Regions from separate parts of the Homo sapiens genome. Here region 2 is linked to region 1. Evidence: read pairs that join two places in POLR2A ChIA-PET (ENCODE). Cell type or tissue: IMR-90. All regions are shown on one strand. Links, peaks and the distances in the headings refer to the core of each region. The heading gives the core; the rest is flanking DNA. Region 1 overlaps MICAL2 (microtubule associated monooxygenase, calponin and LIM domain containing 2). Region 2 has its middle 7.0 kb from the start of LINC02989.

Region 1 (5,376 bases), core at 181-5,180:
CCCTGAATTGTGTGCGATACTCTTGATTTGATTGTATCTACCAGTGGTGGTTATTGAGCACCCACCATTGTCAGAGGCATGGGCACCAGGCCCCGGGGCTTGCAGCCTTCAGCTTCAGAACGCACAGTCAGGTGAGGTAGGAGGGGCCACAAGTAGATCAATGCAAGGGTATGTGCAAAACCATCATACAAACTTCCCCAGAGTACAGTGTAGAAAAGGGGGCCCAGGGAGGGCAAATTATGCTTCAAAGAAGAACAGTGCAGCTAAGGATGCAGCCCAGCCAGGCGTCACTGTGTTTCATCCTGAAGTCACCCAAGGGGTCAGGACTGTTATTATACCCATTTTATGGATGAAGAAACTGAGGTTCAAAGAGGTTAGGCAACTCCTCCAGGCTCACACACCTAGTAAATGGTGGGTTGGGTTTGGTGACCAGTCTGCCTGACTCCAGAGTCCAAACTGGGACCTGTGACACTCTGCTGCCTTTGATGTTTCAGCCCTAAAGACCACTGGGCTTTCACAAGGTAAACAGAGTCCAGATAGGCATTCCAGACAGAGGGATCAGCATCAGCAAAGGCATGTGGGTGGAAGTGTGTCGGAGTGGAGTTTATCGGGAAATTACAAATGGTTCCTGAGTCTAGAGTATGAGGGGGCGGGGAAGTGATGAGAGTAGAGGCTGGAGGGGCGAGCTAGGGCTGGATCACGAAGGTAGTTTTTGTTTTGCTCCATTAAGATGTTTGGACTTCACCCTGCAGATTGTCAGGGAGCTGTTGAAGGATTTTGAACAGCAATGGAACCTGACTAAGTGCACATTTTTGAAATAAAGATCTCTCTGGCAACAGTTTGAGGACTAGGCTGGTGGATTGGAGGGAGGTGAATCTGGAGGCAGGAAATGTTTTTACGAGATTTTGAGAGTTCCAGGTGACAGCAGGTGGAGACCTGACCCTCCTAGGAAGGATGGGAGGCAGTAAATAGGGCTGCTGAAGAGGCAGGACTTGGTGACTGGCTGGCTCTGCAAGATGAGGGAAAAGGGGCAGAGAAATTTGACTCGAAGGATTTGGCTGCAGAGTCACGATGGTGCTGCTCACTGAGGTTGGGGCTGCAGGAGAAGGAACAGGTGGGGTTGCAAGGGAAATTGGCCACACGTGAGGTCTCTATAAGATAGTGAGAGGAGAATGTCCAACTGTTGGTGACACAAGGGCCTGAAATGCAGCAGGGAGCTGTGTGGTGCAAGTACAGCCTGGGGAGTCATGAGGACACAGATACTGGTTGAACTGTAGGAGTGTTACGGTCCATGACAGTGAAGACCAGAACCTTCATTTTCAGGGGCAAGTAGAGAGGGGTCTGCCCTCTCTATGGGGCCTCAAGATAAGGCCCCATAAGTGGCGGTTGCATTTAGCAGCAGTTGGTGGTGACGTTGGTTTGATGCACCGGGTGGCCTGTGAGGAGAAAACAGATTGTGGTGGTTTGATGGATGAGTGGGAGGTGAGGAAGTGCACATTGCAAGGCTGGACTATTCATTTGGAAACCTAGGCTGTGAGGGGAAGAAAGAAGAGTGCTATTTGTTTTCTCCCATAAAAGCAAATATAGATCTAACTGTGGTTGGATTTGTGCGCATTTTGGGGAATGACTTCATATTGATAAATTCACAAATCAGAGAAACAAAAATAAACTTTTGTTGAGCACTGAACTTTTTCTAAGCGTGTTTGAGAAAAATGAGGTCAAATGGTACAGTTCTTCAGAACAGGGAGATTGGCCCAGGAGGTCAAGGCTGCAGTGAGCCGTGACCGTACCACTGCTCTCCAACCTGGGCAACAGAGTGAGATCCTGTCTGAAAAAAAAAACAAACAAAAACAAAAAATGCACACAAAACATAGGGGATCTTTGGGGGACAGACTCCATCAGATATAGCTGGGTTGCGAGCTGCTCTGGGTGGGGCGGCTCTGCAGTCGTCCTGGGCTCCAGGTGTGGTACCATGCACACAGTGAATAGGCATAGAGAAATCCTTTTCAAGTTCACTTGGCTGTGACTTTGATGCCTCTTCCCCAGCATCCCTCTATATCCTCCAGACTAATTACTGTACTGGCATCAAGTCCCAAAGGCCTAATTTCAGCAAGACGCAGTGCCATTTAGATACAAAGGTTCCCCTGGAGAGTGCCTTTAAGAGGGTGCCGGGCAGAGACTTGGTGGAAAATCTGTTTTTAGTCGTCTTACCATAGCAGAGAGTTGGTTAAGGCGAGGATGAGCTACCCTCAACTTTTATGTGAAAATGTATCCATTTCTGCCTCGGTTTGGTTTGGGCTACCTAGAGCTTGAGGTGGTAGGAGTTATCCCCACGCAGCTTCCCGGGAACTGACGCTTATTGAGCTCATCTGTGGGCTCAGCGCTGTGAGAGGCCCCTCCGTTTAATTTTCACAGGAACCCTATGTTGTTTATGACTTGCTCAAAGGAGTACTTAGTGACTCAGAAGCCCATGTTCTTTCTACCACATCACATTGGCTTCCAGGGACTCAAGAGCTGAGTGCCTGGGGGTGTTTCTGAAACCAAGGAAATGAACTAGCTTATCTGTTCTAGTCTCCTGTCTTATGCTATTTGCAAATAGGGAAAGGATGTCTTTTTCAAGATAGGTTGCACATGTGTGAGTGCCTACGTAGAGGGGTGGGCAGGCTTATTTCTGGGGGTCAGGCAACTTTTGCAGAACACTAAGGTACTAATAGAAGGTAAAATGTAAAATGACGGACCCGGTTGTTATTGGAAGTTGGCCTGCAACAGTCGGGTAAGAGACATCTTAATTCCCATGTGGTTGACCTTCACATTGGGAAGGAATGCCTTCTGATCCAGGCCAAATTTGACATACCCACTCCTAATACCTACTGTATTAGCTAGGGTAATGCCTCCTGCCTAAGAGATAAGTTCCCAGTTCTCAGTGACTTCGCATACTGCATATTTATAGCTCACATATGTAAAGTCCAAAACATGTGTTCTGGTCAAAGAGGGCTTTCCCCCATGCAGGCATCCAGGGGACTGGGTCCCTTCCTTCTTGTGGCTCACCAACTTCAACACACAGTTTCCAAGGTCTTTGTGCCCTGGCAGAAGTAGAAAAGGCACCAAAAACCACTATGGGGGATTCTTATGGGTCGGTCTTAGAAGTGGCATGCGCCACTCCTGCTTGGATTCCATGACTTAGAACCTGGTCACCTGGACTCACAGCTGCTAGCAAGGGTCCAGGAGGAAGGAGCGGTCCAGCTGGTGGTGAGCTAGCTCATCTCCACAACACCCACCAAGGCTCCAAAGACACCTCTCAGCTTAGCTTTCACTGGTGGATTGGATGCTGTTCTCATTTGATCTATAGATCCTAGCATTTTGGAGTTTGATGAAAGAAGGGCAGGAGAGTATTAAGAATCAAAGGTCTTAGCTGGGCTTGGTGGCTCATGCCTGTAATTCCAGCACTTTGGGAGGCCGAGGAGGGTGGATCACTTGAGGCCAGGAGTTTGAGACCACCCTGGCCAACATGGTGAAACCCCGTCTCTACTAAAAATACAAAAAAAAAAAAAAATCAGCTGGGCCTGGTGGGAGGCACCTGTAATCCCAGCTACTTGGGAGGCTGAGGCAGGAGAATCGCTTGAACCCAGGAGGTGGAGGTTGCAGTAAGCCAAGATTGCACCACTGCACTCTAGCTTTGGCAACAAAGCAAGACTCTGTCTCAAAAAAAAAAAAAAAAAAAAAAAAAAAGAATAAAAAGAATCAAAGGTCTAGACCAAAGACTACATCCTGATGTGGTGTGCAAGACAGTAGTGCTTGTGTGCCTGTGGCCCCATCTACTTTGTGTGGGAGCAATATGGGTATGCTTATTTAGGGCACCACCCACTCTGTATAGGAATTGTTGGAACACAGGGTCTGAGTGTTCTTCCTGGGTAGGGCGATGTATGGTAGGCCCTGAGAGCTAAGACCAGGGAACTGGTGCCCAACCTTCCCTGGGGTGTTGAAGAATATTTCACAGGTGCAGAGTGGTGGGGGAGGAGTGTACCTGTGGTGAGAGTCTGGGGAAGACAGAATAGGAGATAAAAATGGGGAACTTGGCAAGGCTGAGCTTTGGTGGGCTTCCTGCGGTCAAATGAGATTTGGAAAGAATGAGAGAAGCCTAGATGACTTTTTAAAAAGAGGTAAAAAATATTTCATTGAACCAATAAAAAACAGCAAATGTCTTTCATTGACCTAATGATTTATTTTGTTTATTGTATTTTAACTCAAAAGTATTTCAGAAAGTTAGCAAGATTATTAATTAGACCACAGATTCTATTCCCTGGCCTTGGGCAGCTCCCACTTATAGAAGGTGGTGATGGTGGTAGTGGTGGTAGGGTTTTTTTTTTTGTTTGCATTTTATTATTGTTTTTGTGGTAAAATTTACATAACATACAATTTATCATTTTAACCTTTTTTTTGTTTGTTTGTTTTGAGGCAGGCTCTTGTTCTAGTCACCCAGGCTGGAGTGCAGTGGCATGATCATGGCTTACAGCAGCCTCGACCTCCTGGGCCCAAGCAATCCTCCCACCTCAGTTCCCCAAGTACCACAAGTGGGACCACAGACGCACCCCACCACACCCGGCTAATTTTTCTTTGTTTTTTTGTAGAGACAGAGTCTCACTGCGTTGCCCAGGCTGGTCTTGAACTCTTGGACTCAAGCAATCCTCCCACCTTGGCCTCCCAAAGAGCAGGAATTACAGGCATGAGCCACTGTGGCTGGCCCATTTTAACTATTTTTAATTGTAAGATTTAATGGTATTAAGTACATTCATGTTGTTATGCAACCATCACTACCATCCTTCCACAGAATAAACTGAAAGTTGGCACCTATTTTTTTCTGAGACGGAGTCTTGCTCTGTCACCCAGGCTGGAGTGCGGTGGTGCAATCTTGGCTGACTGCAACCTCCACCTCCCAGGTTCAAGCGATTCTCTTGCCTCAGCCTCCTCAGTAGATGGAATTACAGGCACGTGCCACCACACCCAGCTAATTTTTGTATTTTTGGTAGAGATGGGGTTTCACCATATTGGTCAGGCTGGTCTCAAACTCCTGACCTCGAGTCTGCACCTATTTAATAATAACTCTCCATTCCCCACTTCCCCCAGATCCTGGTAACCACCATTCTACTTTATGTCTCTATGAATTTGCTTATTGTGGTCACCTCTCACTGTTAGTTTTGAGATAGGCTGGCCTCCTAGAAATTGGGATTCAGAGTTCACAGTTTTCCTGGGCACCCAATGTGGGATCAAGATGATTCAGGTCACATGCAGAAGTGTCTGCAAAGGTTTTGTTGGTAAGATGAGCTCTGCATGTGGGGTAAGATGTACGTTACTTTGTCAACCAGGTACACAGGTTTC
Region 2 (5,376 bases), core at 235-5,234, 71 kb before region 1:
TTTTTATTGGAATTGTTTTTTCTTTCAAGAACAGGTGTTTTGACTGACGGACAGGGGAGAGAAGTGGGGCAGAGAAATCCTTCTGCAGCCTGGGAACCTTGAGGAGGGCAGACCTACACTAACATGGGTACTCAGGAGCTGCTGAGTGGTAGAGAAAAAGGCACAGAAGTGGAAGGAGAAGGACAGTAGAAACCGCTATGATTCTGCCCAGCATAGGGACATGGGAAGCCATCTGTCTTCCCACCTATAGCAACCTTTGCTGGCTGGAAGAGTGATTTCTTTGTCCAATAGCAGTGCCTTCTCTTCGAGACTCCCTCTGCTAGTTAATGGTGCCACCATCCAGCCTCCCTCCTCCTTTGTCTCTGTTCTACCTCGAATCCTTCTCTTCCTCCCCATTTCCATGATGATGCTTAATTCAGATCCTGAACTTTCTTCCTGTCCTCCTCCCTCTGCCTTTTTCATTCTCCACTCTGCCCAGATGGTCTTGCTGAACAGCTCATCCGATCACACCACTCATGCAGGACATCTTTCATTTGCTCCTCTGATCCACTCTCTGCCCTTCTCTATCCTGCTTTTTGCCCTGGGAGGCTGACCCATATGGGCCATGACAATGGCCTCCCTTGGCTCTGGCTTCTGTTCGGTTTGGCCAGTGTTAGGGAACCTGCAGGGGGTCAGATGGTGGGGAGGGTGAGGTTGGGGTATTTATGCCCTAGCTTCCTCACTGCAACCAAAGGCCACAGCTTCTTCCAAAGTGACCTTCACATGACTTCAGCAACTGCTCCTTCCGAATCTCTTCCTGCTCGGTAGCCCTGACATCACTTGCTCTGCATAGAGCATTACACCTAGTAGTGGTACTACACACTGCCCAAACCTTAGTAAATAGTCTCTTCATAAGACTCCTCAAATTACCCTCATCTGAATGTGTCATCTCTTTCTGCTGGGTCCCTGAGTGATTCAGCTCTCCTATTCAAAACCCTCAATGGTTCCCACAGGCCTTTAAAATAAAGTCCCAAGCTGGGCGCTGTGGCTCACACCTGTAATTCCAACACTTTGGGAGACAGAGGCGGGCAGATCACCTGAGGCCAGGAGATCGAGACCAGCCTGGCCAACATGGCAAAACCCCATCTCTACTAAAAATATAAAAAAATTAGCGAGGCATGGTGGTAGGTGCCTGTAATCCCAGCTACTTGGGAGGCTGAGGCAGAAGAGTCACAAGAACCTGGGAGAGGAGGAAGCTGCAGTGAGCCAAGATTGCGCCATTGCACTCCAGCCTGGGCAGCAAGAGAAAAACTCCGTCTCAAAAATAAATAAATTAATTAATTAAATAAAGTCAAGTCCCCATTGATGATTTTGAGATTGAAAGCCCTGCATCATCCAGCCCCGAGTTACCTTTCCAGCTTCATGCTTGCCACTGGCCCTCGCTTACTCCAGAATCTAATCATAGTGGGTGATTTGCATTTCCTCTCAGACATTTGCACCTCTGCACACACTGTGCCTTACTTCTGAGCTGCCTTTCTCCCCTTATTGGCCTCGGAAAACATGGTTATCTTTTTTTTTTTTTTAAGTTCTGGGGTACATGTACAGGACTTGCAGGTTTGTTCAATAGGTAAACATGTGCCATGGTGTTTTGCTGCACATATCAACCCCTCACCTAGGTATTAAGCCCAGCATGCATTAGCTATTTTTCATAATGTTCTCCCTCCCCCATCCCACTCCCCAAAATGTCCCGGTGTGTTTGTTCCCTTCCCTGTGTTCTCGTGTTCTCGTTGTTCATCTCCCACTTATGAGTGAGAACACGCGGTGTTTGGTTTTCTGTCCCTGTGTTAGTTTGCTGAGAATAATGACTTCCAACTCCATCCATGTCCCTGCAAAGGACATGATCTCATTCCTTTTAATGGCTGCATAGTATTCTATGGTATATATGTACCACATTTTCTTTATCCAGTCTATCATTGATAGGCATTCAGATTGATTCTATGTCTTTGCTATTGTGAATAGTGCTGCAGTGAACATATGTGTACACGTATCTTTGTAACAGAATGACTTACATTCCTTTGGGTATATACCCAGTAAAGGGATTGCTGGGTCAAATGTTATTTCTGGTTCTAGATCTTTGAGGACTCACCACACCATCTTCCACAAGGTTTGAACTAATTTACATTCCCACCAACAGTGTAAAAGCCTTCCTATTTCTCCACAGCCTCACCAGTATCTGTTGTTTCTTGACTTTTTAATAACTGCCATTCTGACTGACATGAGATGGTATTTCAATGAGGTTTTGGTTTGCATTTCTCTAATGATCAGTGATGTTGTGCTTTTTTTTTTAATGTTTGTTGACCGCATGAATGTCTTCTTTTGCGAAGTGTCTGTTCATGTCAATACCATTCAGGACATAGGCACGGGCAAAAATTTCATGACCAAATTGCGAAAAGCAATTGCAACAAAAGCAAAAATTGACAAATGGGATCTAATTAAACTAAAGAGCTTCTGAAAGCAAAAGAAACTACCATCAAGGTGAAAAGGCAACCTACAGAATGGGAGAAATATTTTGCAATCTATCCATCTAAAAAAGGTCTAATATCTAGAATCTACAAGGAAATTAAACAAATTTACAACAAAAAAATAATCCCATTAAAAAGTAGGCAAAGGACATGAACGCGTCTATCTTTTAAGGCTCACATAAAAGTGTTAAACGTCTAGGGCAGTTCCTGGTAATTGGCAAATTCTCAGTCACTACATACGTGATGAATAAGTAAATAAAGAAATAAATAAATAAAAATTATTCAGTGCCTTGTCCTTTTCTTCAGGTCCCATGTCGTGTATGCCCGGTGTCATGTAAAGGCATGTTTATGGATACAGAACTTTATCCTGAATGAAAGTGATTTTGTACTAATGTAAACCCCAGGCACTATACGGTCTTCTGCCCTAAGTTTTGGGGGTGAGTGGCAAAGGGGAAATGAGGCTTCTAAGCACAAACCAGCACAAAGTTATATAACCTTGATCAAAGCTTGGGAGGGAAAAACGTCATCATCCCCATCAGGCTGTCTCTGATGATTCCTGGATGAATCACTGTTGGAAAAAATAAGAGTAAATGTTCTCAAGCAGCAGACATGTAATCAGTGGGAAAATTCTTCCCTTTAGGGCTTTCTCATTCAGTAAATATTCCTTTGCTGTGAGTTTCCCCAAGAGGCGGTGCCGTGGTGAGTTGCGGGGGGGCAGCGGGAGGCAGCCCAAGTCCATTAGCAAGATTGCACTTGGAGCCAGGGCACGGAGGCATGCTTGGGAGGGGGTCAGAGGGCCTGGAATGTTTTGGGTCTGTCCCCATTCAGGTGGGACCTCTAACAGAGCAATTCTCCAATCCTCCTTTGCTCTGGGTCTGGTGGCTAAAGAAATAATCTTCTAGAAAGTAAGAAACTCTGATTAGTGGGTCCCTGTGGAAAGGGAGGCTAAGGAAGAGGATTTAGCTTTTTCTCATTTTACACCTTTCTCTATAAATAACATGCATGAGATCTTTTTTTTTTTTTTTTTTTTTAATGCCAAGGAGTTTGTCTCATCAGTGGGACTTTGGGCCACTTAGTTTTTACTTTTCTTTTCTTTCTTTTTTTTTAATTATACTTTAAGTTCTAGGACACATGTGCACAACGTGCAGGTTAGTTACATATGTATACATGTGCCATGTTGGTGTGCTGCACCCATTAACTCGTCATTTAACATTAGGTATATCTCCTAATGCTATCCCTCCCCACTCCTCCCACCCCACAACAGGCCCAGGTGTGTGATGTTCCCCTTCCTGTGTCCATGTGTTCTCATTGTTCAATTCCCACCTATGAATAAGAACATGCATTGTTTGGTTTTTTGTCCTTGCGATAGTTTGCTGAGAATGATGGTTTCCAGCTTCCTCCATGTCCCTGCAAAGGACATGAACTCATCATTTTTTATGGCTGCATAGTATTCCATGGTGTATATGTGCCACATTTTCTTAATCCAGTCTATCATTTTTGGATATTTGGGTTGGTTCCAAGTCTTTGCTATTGTGAATAGTTCCACAATAAACATACGTGTGCATGTGTCTTTATAGCAGCATGATTTATAATCCTTTGGGTATATACCCAGTAATGGGATGGCTGGGTCAAATGGTATTTCTAGTTCTAGATCCCTGAGGAATTGCCACACTGACTTCCACAATGGTTGAACTAGTTTACCGTCCCACCAACAGTATAAAAGTGTTACTATTTCTCCACATCCTTGCCAGCACCTGTTGTTTCCTGACTTTTTAATGATTGCCATTCTAAATGGTGTGAGATGGTATCTCATTGTGGTTTTGATTTCCATTTCTCTGATGGCCAGTGATGATGAGCATTTTTTCATGTGTCTTTTGGCTGCATAAATGTCTTCTTTTGAGAAGTGCCTGTTCATATCCTTCACCCACTTTTTGATGGGGTTGTTTGTTTTTTTCTTGTAAATTTGTTTGAGTTCATTGTAGATTCTGGATATTAGCCCTTTGTCAGATGAGTAGATTGCAAACATTTTCTCCCATTCTGTAGGTTGCCTGTTCACTCTGATGGTAGTTTCTTTTGCTGTGCAGAAGCTCTTGAGTTTAATTAGATCCCATTTGTCAATTTTGGCTTTTGTTGCCATTGTTTTTGGTGTTTTAGACATGAAGTCCTTGCCCATGCCTATGTCCTGAATGGTATTGCCTAGGTTTTCTTCTAGGGTTTTTATGGTTTTAGGTCTAACATTAAAGTCTTTAATCTATCTTGAATTAATTTTTGTATAAGGTGTAAGGAAGGGATCCAGGTTCAGCTTTCTGCATATGGCTAGCCAGTTTTCCCAGCACCATTTATTAAATAGGGAATCCTTTCCCCATTGCTTGTTTTTGTCAGGTTTGTCAAAGATCAGATAGTTGTAGATATGCGGCATTACTTCTGAGGGCTCTGTTCTGTTCCATTGGTCTATATCTCTGTTTTGGTACCAGTACCATGCTGTTTTGGTTACTGTAGCCTTGTAGTATAGTTTGAAGTCAGGTAGTGTGATGCCTCCAGCTTTGTTCTTTTGGCTTAGGATTGACTTGGCAATGCGGGCTGTTTTTTGGTTCCATATGAACTTTAAAGTAGTTTTTTCCAATTCTGTGAAGAAAGTCATTGGTAGCTTGATGGGATGGCATTGAATCTATAAATTACCTTGGGCAGTATGGCCATTTTCACGATATTGATTCTTCCTATCCATGAGCGTGGAATGTTCTTCCATTTGTTTGTATCCTCTTTTATTTCATTGAGCAGTGGTTTGTAGTTCTCCTTGAAGAGGTCCTTCACATCCCTTGTAAGTTGGATTCCTAGGTATTTTATTCTCTTTGAAGCAATTGTGAATGGGAGTTCA

What was found. Peaks named below come from ENCODE experiments on the same cell type or tissue, not always from the same donor. Only the 100,000 strongest peaks of a DNase experiment are listed, where the experiment ranks them.
Region 2: POLR2A ChIA-PET joins it to region 1 with 5 read pairs; 10 of 35 experiments call an interaction of 5 or more read pairs at or near these places.

Annotation. Positions count from the first base shown.
Region 1 is chr11:12,148,596-12,153,971 of GRCh38, forward strand. All of the region lies in intron 2 of MICAL2 (microtubule associated monooxygenase, calponin and LIM domain containing 2), which reads left to right. Among named protein-coding and RNA genes, the nearest start is that of MIR6124, 12 kb to the right of the region's middle. In IMR-90, for the core only: no CTCF peak of the experiment used is centred there; DNase peaks (open chromatin) are centred at 1,496 and 2,476; H3K27ac peaks cover 1,634 bases.
Region 2 is chr11:12,077,200-12,082,575 of GRCh38, forward strand. No RefSeq gene overlaps it. Among named protein-coding and RNA genes, the nearest start is that of LINC02989, 7.0 kb to the right of the region's middle. In IMR-90, for the core only: no CTCF peak of the experiment used is centred there; DNase peaks (open chromatin) are centred at 892 and 3,092; H3K27ac peaks cover 1,611 bases.